Linked DNA regions of Homo sapiens: region 1 is linked to region 2. A link is a loop called in an ENCODE intact Hi-C map of the cell type or tissue named here. Cell type or tissue: endothelial cell of umbilical vein. All regions are shown on one strand.

Region 1 (5,000 bases), 710 kb after region 2:
CAGTGTGTGAGTCTGTGTGCTTAAGTCCTTTACAGATTTTTCGGCAACCTTTTTTTGTAAGGTTGCTCGTTGATTTTTATTTTTTTGAGTGAGACAGGGTTTTGCTCTGTCACCCAGGCTGGAGTGCGATGACACGATCATGGCTCACTGTAGCCTCGACCTCCCAGGCTCAAGTGATCCTCCTGCCTCAGCCTCCCAAGTAGCTGGGATTACAGGCATGCACCACCACGCCTGGCTAATTTTTGTATTTTTTCTATAGAGACAGGGTCTCTGTATGTTACCCAGGTCTTGAACTCCGGAGCTCAAGCAGTCCACCTGCCTCTGCTTCTCAAAGTGCTGGGATTACAGGTGTGAACCACTGGCCCTGGCCTTGTTGACTTTTAAAATTATGACTTTTAAAGCAATCAGGGAATAATCACTTTCAAGTACTGAGCACAAAGTGATGACTCCTGCTAGGAAGATGGACAGGGCTGGGGTCATAGGCATGGTCTTGGGTCTTGGAGAACTGAGTTTGCTTCCTGACACAGCCCTTTGGGTCCCATGACCTTGGGCAGCCCCCACAGCCTCTCTAAGTCTTGCTTTCATGGCCTGCACTATGAGGTTAATAGTAATGCCTATTCTGAGGGCTGTTTTGAAGATTACATGACATAAATACAGAAATGTCTAACACTATGTCCAATAAATTGTTGTTTCTCTTCTCTTGCCATTAATATGCACTTTTCTTGAGCAAAAGTCTTGTCAGCACTTAACAGAATTAATTACAAAACCTAATTAAGGGAGTCTATAAGTGTGATATTTTACTGTTTTCTCCCTTTTGATGATGAGTTCTCTAACCTACTGAGAGGAAGAAAGCCTTCTTCGGACTGTTGCCTGAAAGGTCATTGTGTGTGTGTGTGTGTGTGTGTGTGCATACACACGTGTGTCTACTCTCACATTAACACACTTTGCCCAGGATGCATTCATGATGCCCTGGCAGCCAGTGGGTCTTTGGAAGGAATTCATAGGATTGAGACTATGAGTTGATTTCATGAGCAGAAAATTGTATATTTTGATGAGAGAACATTAGAGAATGCCTCCTGAAGAAGAAGGTCACAAGGAGGCCAGTGTGGTTAGCGATGCCTGGGACATTGATTTTGGGAAGTAATGCCATGTTTTTCTTCCCCCAGGCCTATAGCTACCTTTGCTTAGCCAGCACACGCCCTCATGTTGGAGACCTAGGTGGCTCTTGGTGGATTTTTGTGTTGCTGTAGCTTTCCTGTTTTGAAAGTTAGGGACAAGAGCTCAGAAAGCAGCAATGTCTTCAAAGAGAGAAGTTAAAATTCTAGTTATGACTCTAATGACTCTAGTGGCCCCATAAATGGCAACTCCCCAGGGTCTATGGCTTCATGAGAGACCCTTGGCCAAATCCACTGTGGGGTTCCAAAATTTAATTGTATGGACTCTTCCAAGCATAAAGGCAAGTTTATAAAAAATCATTTCCAACAATTTCCACAGGCCCTGGTTGTTTGATTCAGGAACTGAATAAGTGCCCAGATTCATGTTCAATGTTTGTCCTTGCTTTTCTAGCAGATGCTATTGGTGCCCACCCACAAGTTCTTGGCATCTGGTGTCCCAGTGCACACCTGGAGAGTGTCCTACTCCAAGTGTCTGCAGTTCTCTTCCTGAGGGCTTTCTGTCAGCCTTCGAGCAGGGCAGGCCCAGAGTGCCTGGGGATTAATGTTCCTGAACAGCCTTCAGTCAATGAAAGATGAGAGCTGGAGAATCAATACCCTAGCTTCCTCACTTCTCAGGTGGGCCAGCTCTGAGCTGTGTACTACAGTGTCTCCCAGAGTCTCCAAACAAGATTGAACCTCAGTTGCCTGTGGCAGAAACCTGTTTCATAACCTACCTTTATAGCTTCCTTCCCTTCCCCGTCTCACTTACCCCCTCTCCCACTATGTTTCCTGAAAGCATCTCCCAAACATATCCCACCATTTCCTCTGACCTTGGGGATTTCTTGAGATTTTGTCCCTCTTCTATAAAATGATGGTCACAGGTTGCTTCTGCTGGGGTGTGATAGGTGGATCAGGTGGAACAATGATTTGTTGCATGGGATGAACTGAGCATTCCAGGTCATCTAGAATCTCTGTGCCTACTAGAAGCAGTAAGGAAGGCCCTCTCCTAGTCACAACCAAAAGCACCCCCAACACTGCCATATACCTGTAGGGGGCAGCACCATCCCTAGTCAAACACCGCTAACAGATATTTCTCGTCTGCTCTAGTTTTGACATCCTAAGGTGAGTTGATTGATCAAGAACCTCAGACTGGGATAGCGCCCACCATGGTATATTTCAGTCTGGGGAGTGGTGAGGAGTGGCCGAATGCTAACTTTTTCTTTTAGAGACAGGGTCTTGCTCTGTCACCCAGGCTGGAATGCAGCAGTGTGATCACAGGTCCTCACTGCAACCTTGGACTCCTGGGCTCAAACAATCATTTTGCCTCAGCCCCCCAAGTAGCTGGGACCACGGGTGCCCACCACCACACTCGGCTATTTTTTAAAAAGCTTTTTGTAGATATGGGATCTTGCTACATTGCCCAGGCTGTTCTTGAACTCCTGGGCTCAAGTGATCCTCCCATCTTGGCTTCCCAAAGTGCTGGGATTACAGGTATGAGCCACTGCACCCAGCTGGTAACTCTTGAATAGATTCTGTATTGTCAGAAATAACCACTGACTTGCCTCCTTCCTGAAATGTCGAAGAAGGGAACATTTAACTCATTCCCTCTGCTTCCCTAAACTCCTTGGCCAAGTTCCCCCTTCATTCATTTGACAGGTCTTCCCTGTGTCTGTAGCTGGTGATGAACTTTAAAAACTTGCATTTGGGCTGGGCGCAGTGGCTCACGCCTGTAATCCCAGCACTTTGGGAGGACAAGGCAGGCGGATCATGAGGTCAGGAGATCAAGACCATCCTGGCTAACACAGTGAAACCCCGTCTCTGCTAAAAATGCAAAAAATTAGCCAGGCGTGGTGGCGGGTGCCTGTAGTCCCAGCTACTCAGGAGGCTGAGGCAGGAGAATGGTGGGAACCTGGGAGGCGGAGCTTGCAGTGAGCCGAGATCGCGCCACTGCACTCCAGCCTGGGCAACAGAGCGAGACTCCGTCTCAAAAAAACAAACAAACAAAAAACAAACAAACAAACAAAAAACTTGCATTCGGACCTATGTGTGTTCCAAAAGCACTGGCTCTTTCTTACAGCCAGCTCATCCCTGGGCAATAACATCTCCAGCTGTCTCTACCTAGTCAGAGATCCATGTGTAGAGTATAGAGGGAAGGAAAAAGTACTGGAAGGGTTGCTCCTTCTGAGTCAGAGTCAGATTTGTGATTTATTGATTTATTCCTGAACCATTTGTTGTTCTGCTAGTGGGGTGGTTTGGGATTTTCTCTTTCTTACAGAAAAGTTAGAGGAACCCAATAAATTGCTTCTTTTTCTTTAAGAAAATCTAAAAGTATATTCTTGTGTGGGCAAGATAGGTCTCACTTATGCCACACACCTAACCACTGTCTGACACGTAGGAAACTTTCTATAAATGGGTACTGTGTTGACTAATCAACAAGTTGTTCTTGTTCGTTGCATGAAACCTTTGAGAATGTTTCTTTGCAAAGCCTCTTTTTTTCCATTCTAAGACGGTATTTGAAGACCATGCTACCAGGCTTTTATGGTGTATGGTGAGTTGAATTTTTCCAGGAAGGAAACTTTTGGGGAATTCTAATCTTGATTTTCTATAAAGTGATTGAACTGTGGAGATAAATTGAAATATGAGTCATGAAATGTATTGAAATAGCAGCAAAGTCTTGCCAGATGGAAAGCAAAGCAAAGACTCTTGTCATGTCCAAGCAAGACAAAGACCAATTTACAAAAAAAGGATAAGTGGGGCATCTTCCTTCCATCTGTCCCATCTCGGGCACGTATATGGCACCAAACTTGAAGTGAAGTTTCTGGTAGATGTTTTGCCTGTTCTGTTAGGTTTTGGAATCAGCAAAACTGACCAGCTAAGTTCGATCAAAAGCACCATTAGGAGATGAGAGCTTTATCTTTAAATGTGATCCAAGCATAATGAACAATGAAATTCCTGTGATTAAAGGTTTAAACTGGAGCAAATCTACACCTAGAAGAAGACAGAATCTCTTTGGATGAGGAGGAGAAAGCAAAGTGAATTGGAAGTAAATTATGTAGCTGAAAAACTTCCAGTAATATGCTTCCTAGCCTGCCCCAGGCAGAGATAAGGACAGGGTCCTGCCTGGTGCTATCCTGAGCTAACTTCTCAAAAATCAGACACTTTGGAGGTGAATTTCTGTAAAAGGACAAAGTTGAACTTCAAAAAAGAAAAGTATCAGGTCCCCCCAAAATGGAGGTGGCCTGTTGGCTCAGCAGAGTGGCTAAGTCAAGTAGGAAATGTGGTGTCTGGCCTAGCAGTGACAGGAGACTATGTTGCATTAGGGGTTAGACAAAGGTCAGCAAAGCCAAAGGGTTTAAAAGAGGCGGGAGTGGGGACTGTCCTGCTCAGCTTCCTGACCCGCCAGGCTGATGTCAGAGGGTTTATTCAGATTTGAGGGCTTTTGTTTGGGGGGATTGGAGTGATTCCTAAGAGACAATGCCCGACTGGAGGCTGGGGGCACGCGACGCCTGAATTGAATTTGGGCAGTTGCTGAGCAGATGGGGATCAGAGGGGAAAACAAAAGGGAAGCTGTTCCCAGCACATCCACAGGAAGGGAGAATTGCAGAGCCAGCCACGGGCAGGAGGGCTTCCTGCTCAGCCTGGCTGTGGAGGCCTCCAGTGCCCCCATCTTGCGGAAGGCCAAGCATTCCCAGGGCTAGTGGGACTTTGGCTCTTTCGCAGAGAGGAGAGAGGGTGGAATTGGAGGCAGGTCAGGAGCATGAACTTCTTGAGTTCAGATTTCAGGTTTGTGCATTTCCTCATCTGCAGGCTGGCAAGGTTCCTGGACTCATATAGTCTCACACCCTC
Region 2 (5,000 bases):
AGACCAGCCTGGGCAACGTCGCAAGACCCTGTACACACACACACACGCACACACGCCTGTAGTCTCAGCTACTTGGGAGGCTGAAGTGGTAGGATTGCTTGAGCCCAGGAATTGGAGGCTGCAGTGAGTTCGTGCCACATGGCAACCCAGCCTGGGCGACAGTGCAAGATGCTATCTCCAAAAAAAAAAAAAAGTTATCCTTTTGAGGAAAAAGTAAAATTAGATCCTTACACACCAGAGGCAACAATCAATTCCAAATAGATTAAAGGCTTAAATGTCAAAAATTAAGCTTTGAAATTTGTAGATATTATTTTGATTTATCAATAGATAAATATTTTTCAAACCTTGAGTTTAGGAAATATTTCTTATAGCACAAAAAGCACTGTCAGAGGAAAGATTGTACAAATTTGCTTTATTGAAATTAAGAACTTTGTTTTCGTCAAAAGATGCCCTGAAAAAAAGTGAGAAGATGGCCAAGCGCGGTGGCTCACACCTGTAATCCCAGCACTTTGGGAGCCTGAGGCAGGCGGATCACGAGGTCAGGAATTCAAGACCAGCCTGTCCAATATGGTGAAAGCCCGTCTCTACTAAAAAAATAAAAAAAAAAAAATTAGCCGGGCATGGTGTTTGCGCGCCTGTAGTTCCAGCTACTCAGGAGGTTGAGGCAGGAGAATCGCTTGAACTGGGGAGGCGGAAGTTGCAGTGAGCCAAGATCGCACCACTGCATTCCAGCCTGGGCAGCAGAGTGAGACTTCATCTCAGAAAAAAAAAAAAAGTGAGACGACATTACAAACTGGGGAGAACATATTTCCAACAAATATAACCAGCAGGCGATTTAGTATCAAGAATATCTAAAGAACACTAATGTGAAAAGGACAAATAGCCCTATGGAAAGCTGGATGAGAGACATGAAAGGGACATTTCATAGAAGTGGAAAAACAAAGATACGAAGATACCTTAACATAAAGGTCCATAAACATTCAAAGAGATGTTCCACCTGATAAGTGATTAGGGAAATGCAAATTAGGACCACAGTGAGATGCCATTTTACGTCTATTGTAGTGGCATAAATGAAGAAATCTGATCATTTTGGAGAGGATGTGGATCTACGTGGTCTCTTATATATTGCTGTTGGGAATATCAATTCACCATTGTCATGTGAAATCAAACATTTAGAAATCATTGCCCAGCAACCTCATTTCTGATGTTTGCACAGAGGAGAAATTCCTGACACGTGTATACCAGGAAACACATGAGAATGTTCATACCACTGTGAGTAATAACAAAACCTAGAGACAGCCCAGATGCCTGTTGATGCAAGAAGATGGATTAATAAAGAGTTTTGTGTGTATGTGTGGTGTGTTTTTATTTTTTATCTACTTGTTTGTTTATTTTTCAGACAGGGTCTCACTCTACCACCCAGGCTGGAGTGCAGTGGCGCAATCATGGCTCACTGTTTATTTTTTAGAGACAGGTTCTCACTTTGTGTGGTATGTTTGTGTGTGTGCTGTGTTTTTAAAAAGTGGAATATTATACAGCCTGTGGGCCAAATGCATCCGAAGTCTGTTTTTACACTGCCCACAAGAATGGTTTTAATTTTTAAGATGTTTAAAAATAAAGAACACGTGACAGAGACCATATGTGGCCTGCAGTGCCTAAAATATTTACTTGCTGGCCCTTTACAGAAAAAATCTGCTAAGTCCTGATCTGCAGCTACACGCCAACAATGTGGATGAGTCCTAGCAATGTAATCGAGTTGCGCTGTCCAAGACAGTAGCCATCAGCCACATGTGGCTTATTAAATTAGTGTAAATTAAATGAAAATTTCAATTCCTCATTTGCACTAGCTACAATAAAGTCAAAACAGCTAAAACCAAAAGGATTTTTTTTTTAGAGAAGTGCACACAGATGAAATGAAATTATATAGAAAGGAAAGCGAAGGAATAATGAACGCCGGATTCAGGATTGCGCTAACCCTGGGTCAGGAAAGGCAGGAGCTCTGCACCCTGGTGAAATTACAGCTAGTATGTGCCGGACCTGCAGCCTCTTAAACTGGGCAGCCGTGTACAGTTCGCAGTAATTTTGCTTTACAAAATTATGCAAAAACAATGATTTTTTTTCCTGCAAGAATTTCAGTAAAGGTGTTTTTAATATCTGTAAATGTGGCTGTAAGGATGCGTGATATGTTTTGGTAGGCCACAAGATGTCACTCTTGCTCTTCAAATTGTGACTCAGCATCATTTTCTTTTTCAGTAAAAGCTTTATTGAAAGGTCAGTAAGGCTGCCATCTTATCTGTTCATGTTGATTTAACCTTGAAACAGACTGATTTGTTCCATACCCAAAACTGCAGCAGTTCTTCTTACAAAGAACCCTGAGTGCTGTTTACTGAGTTTTAGATTCTGATGACTGTTTCAGTATAGTAGCCTGTGGGTGTAAAACTTGATGGTATCGACTCCTAAAGCATCATTTAAAAAAACAAAAACCTGCTGGGCACGGTGGCTCATGCCTGTATTCTCAGCACTTTGGGAGGCCGAGGTGGGCGGATCACCTGAGGTCGGGAGTTCGAGACCAGCCTGACCAACATGGAGAAACCCCATTTCTACTAAAAATACAAAATTAGCTGGGTGTGGTGGCGCATGCCTATAATCCCAGCTACTTGGGAGGCTGAGGCAGGAGAATCGCTTTAACTCTTGTTGCCTAGGCTGGAGTGCAATGGCGCGATCCATTGCACTCCAGCCTGGGCAACTAGAGTGAAACTCCATCTCAAAAAAGCAAAACCCGGCCGGGCATGGTGGCTTATGCTTGTAATCCCAGCACTTTGGGAGGCCAAGGCAGGTGGATCAATTGAGGTCATGAGTTTGAGACCAGTCTGGCCAACATAGGGAAACCCTGTCTCTACTAAAAATACAAAAATTAGCTGGGCGTGGTGGCAGGTGCCTGTAGTCCTAGCTACTCGGGAGGCTGAGGCAGGAGAATCGCTTGAACCCGGGAGGTGGAGGCTGCAGTGAGCCGAGATTGTGCAACAGAATAATAGTCCATCTAAAAAAATGATAATGAAAATAAAAAAATCAAAACCCCAAAGCACAATAAATTGATTGTTAAAATATTTGGATTTCAGCGGGTTTTTTGCCAGGTAGGAAATGATCTAGACAGACATTCACCCAGCAAACAGCAATTCGGGACATGCCTGGCTTTAGCACTGAGTCACTCCTGGCCTTCAACATTGGAGTAGGTTTCAGCTAGAACTGGAGCTGGTTTATTTTCCAAAGGGTTAAGGCTGGAATACTTGGGCAGTGTTCCCAGTGGGCCCAGGAAAATTCAGGGGCAGGAGGTATCCAGTTGAAGGGCATCATCCTTCAAAAAGCACAAGATCATAGCTGGAAGTTGAGGAGCCCATGTTGCTTGTGAGTTGTTGGGTTGAAAGCAGGGAGAAGATCTGTGATCAGTGTCTGAAGTCAGAAAGCTGGCAAAATTCAGGACCCCAGGGGATAGCAGGCCAATACGGAAGTCAAGAAAGCCAGAGATTCAGGCTGCTGGGTTCAAATCCCACCTCACCCCTTACTGATTATCTGTACTAATTAAAGAATGTTAGGCAACTTATTAATGTCTCCAGGCTTATACATTTCTTCTATAAAACCTGGATAATAAAGGGTTGTGAAAATTAAATCTGTCTAAAGGATTTTTTTTTAAAAAAGAAAAAGATGGATTATTTTCTGCTGCCCTAAATTTGCTTACTTTTTTGTCACAACTGGAAGAGGAGAGAAGAGAAGGGTGGCAGTGTAGCATGGCATGAAACAATTTAAATAATATATTAAACCATAGTATTTGACTTTTTGAAAATGTGTTCCATAGCTCTCATTATAATTCTAGCCATAACTGTAAGATTTTTACTGTACTTCCTAAATACAAAGTGCTTATGAATTTTAGCTGGAGGAGAGCAGGAGTGTTCAGAAGCAAATGAAGATCCTGCAGAAGAAGCAAGCCCAGATTGTGAAAGAGAAAGTTCACTTGCAGAGTGAACATAGCAAGGCTATCTTGGCAAGAAGCAAGCTAGAATCTCTTTGCAGAGAACTTCAGCGTCACAATAAGACGTTAAAGGTTAGTTGCTTCATTTGTCTGTTTTTTTCAGGAGGGACTTATCTGATTTCATAATCAACCCTGTGCCTATCTGAAATAAATCCTTGTCTCTACTTGGAGACAGATACTGCCTTGCTTTTTATTTTGCTTGGCCTGATGCCTTGTGTGAGGTCATTGTAAATGTAAGACCAATTCTTTCTACGTAAGTTTTGGTTTCCTGTTCAAGGAAGAGCACCTTAGTTGCCTCATACTTGGCTCCCGGGAATCTACGCTCAAGGCCCTCCTGCTTAGAGCCATGGCTTAGGAAGCTCAGAATTGCCAGTTTTCTGCTGAGCACTGATACAGCTGATCACCAAGTAGGAAAAGCTGCAGTGAAATGAGAAACTAGTAACAGACAGTCTGGGAAGGGAGAACTGCTGAGCTCCTGGGTGGAGCATTGCCCAGTTCCACTGGCCCACCCCCAGCCATTCAGTTGCTAAGTACTTTTAGGAAACCACTTATACCTTGGCTGATTGTAAAGGAAGAGGGAATAGGTATCCAAAGATTCATTGATATCAACAGGGGAAGAAGGAAAGGAGCAGAGCCGTGGGAAGGAATCTGCCTCTTAGAATGGGACAGACTCCCTTTATGCCCTTTATGCCCCAATAAACTCCCTTTATGCCCCAACAAACTCCCAAGGCCCTAGACTATAAGTGCACTCTTGAAATGGATCTTCACCTGGTATGGGAGCCATTATTACCTTCTTTGCTTTTGAGCCCTTGGATTTAGATGTCAAAGTAAGTGGTATTTTTTTTTTCCCATAGGAAATCAATATTTTGAGTAGGCTGGTAACAGTTCAGACATGTAAAGGTCTTTTGACACTCATATCCTAGCAAGAATTGAAAGTAAGCTTTGAATTTTTTGTTTTTTCTTTTTAATCATC

What was found. A loop is a pair of places that touch in the nucleus more often than their neighbours do. Peaks named below come from ENCODE experiments on the same cell type or tissue, not always from the same donor. Only the 100,000 strongest peaks of a DNase experiment are listed, where the experiment ranks them.
Region 1: a loop joins it to region 2, with 9 times the contacts of the local background. A loop is called at or near these places in 1 of 110 quality-filtered maps.

Annotation. Positions count from the first base shown.
Region 1 is chrX:17,533,215-17,538,214 of GRCh38, forward strand. The region is part of intron 1 of NHS (NHS actin remodeling regulator); the gene reads left to right. All of the region lies in intron 1 of LOC101928389 (a long non-coding RNA gene), which reads left to right. Among named protein-coding and RNA genes, the nearest start is that of NHS-AS1, 23 kb to the right of the region's middle. In endothelial cell of umbilical vein, a CTCF peak has its summit at 2,212 (motif pointing right); a DNase peak (open chromatin) is centred at 2,207.
Region 2 is chrX:16,824,166-16,829,165 of GRCh38, forward strand. TXLNG (taxilin gamma) reads left to right here. Exons shown (of 10, transcript NM_018360.3): 4 at 3,929-4,099. Among named protein-coding and RNA genes, the nearest start is that of TXLNG, 40 kb to the left of the region's middle. RefSeq lists enhancers at 2,701-3,216, 4,347-4,846. In endothelial cell of umbilical vein, a CTCF peak has its summit at 2,163 (motif pointing right); DNase peaks (open chromatin) are centred at 2,276 and 4,166; H3K27ac peaks cover 3,802 bases.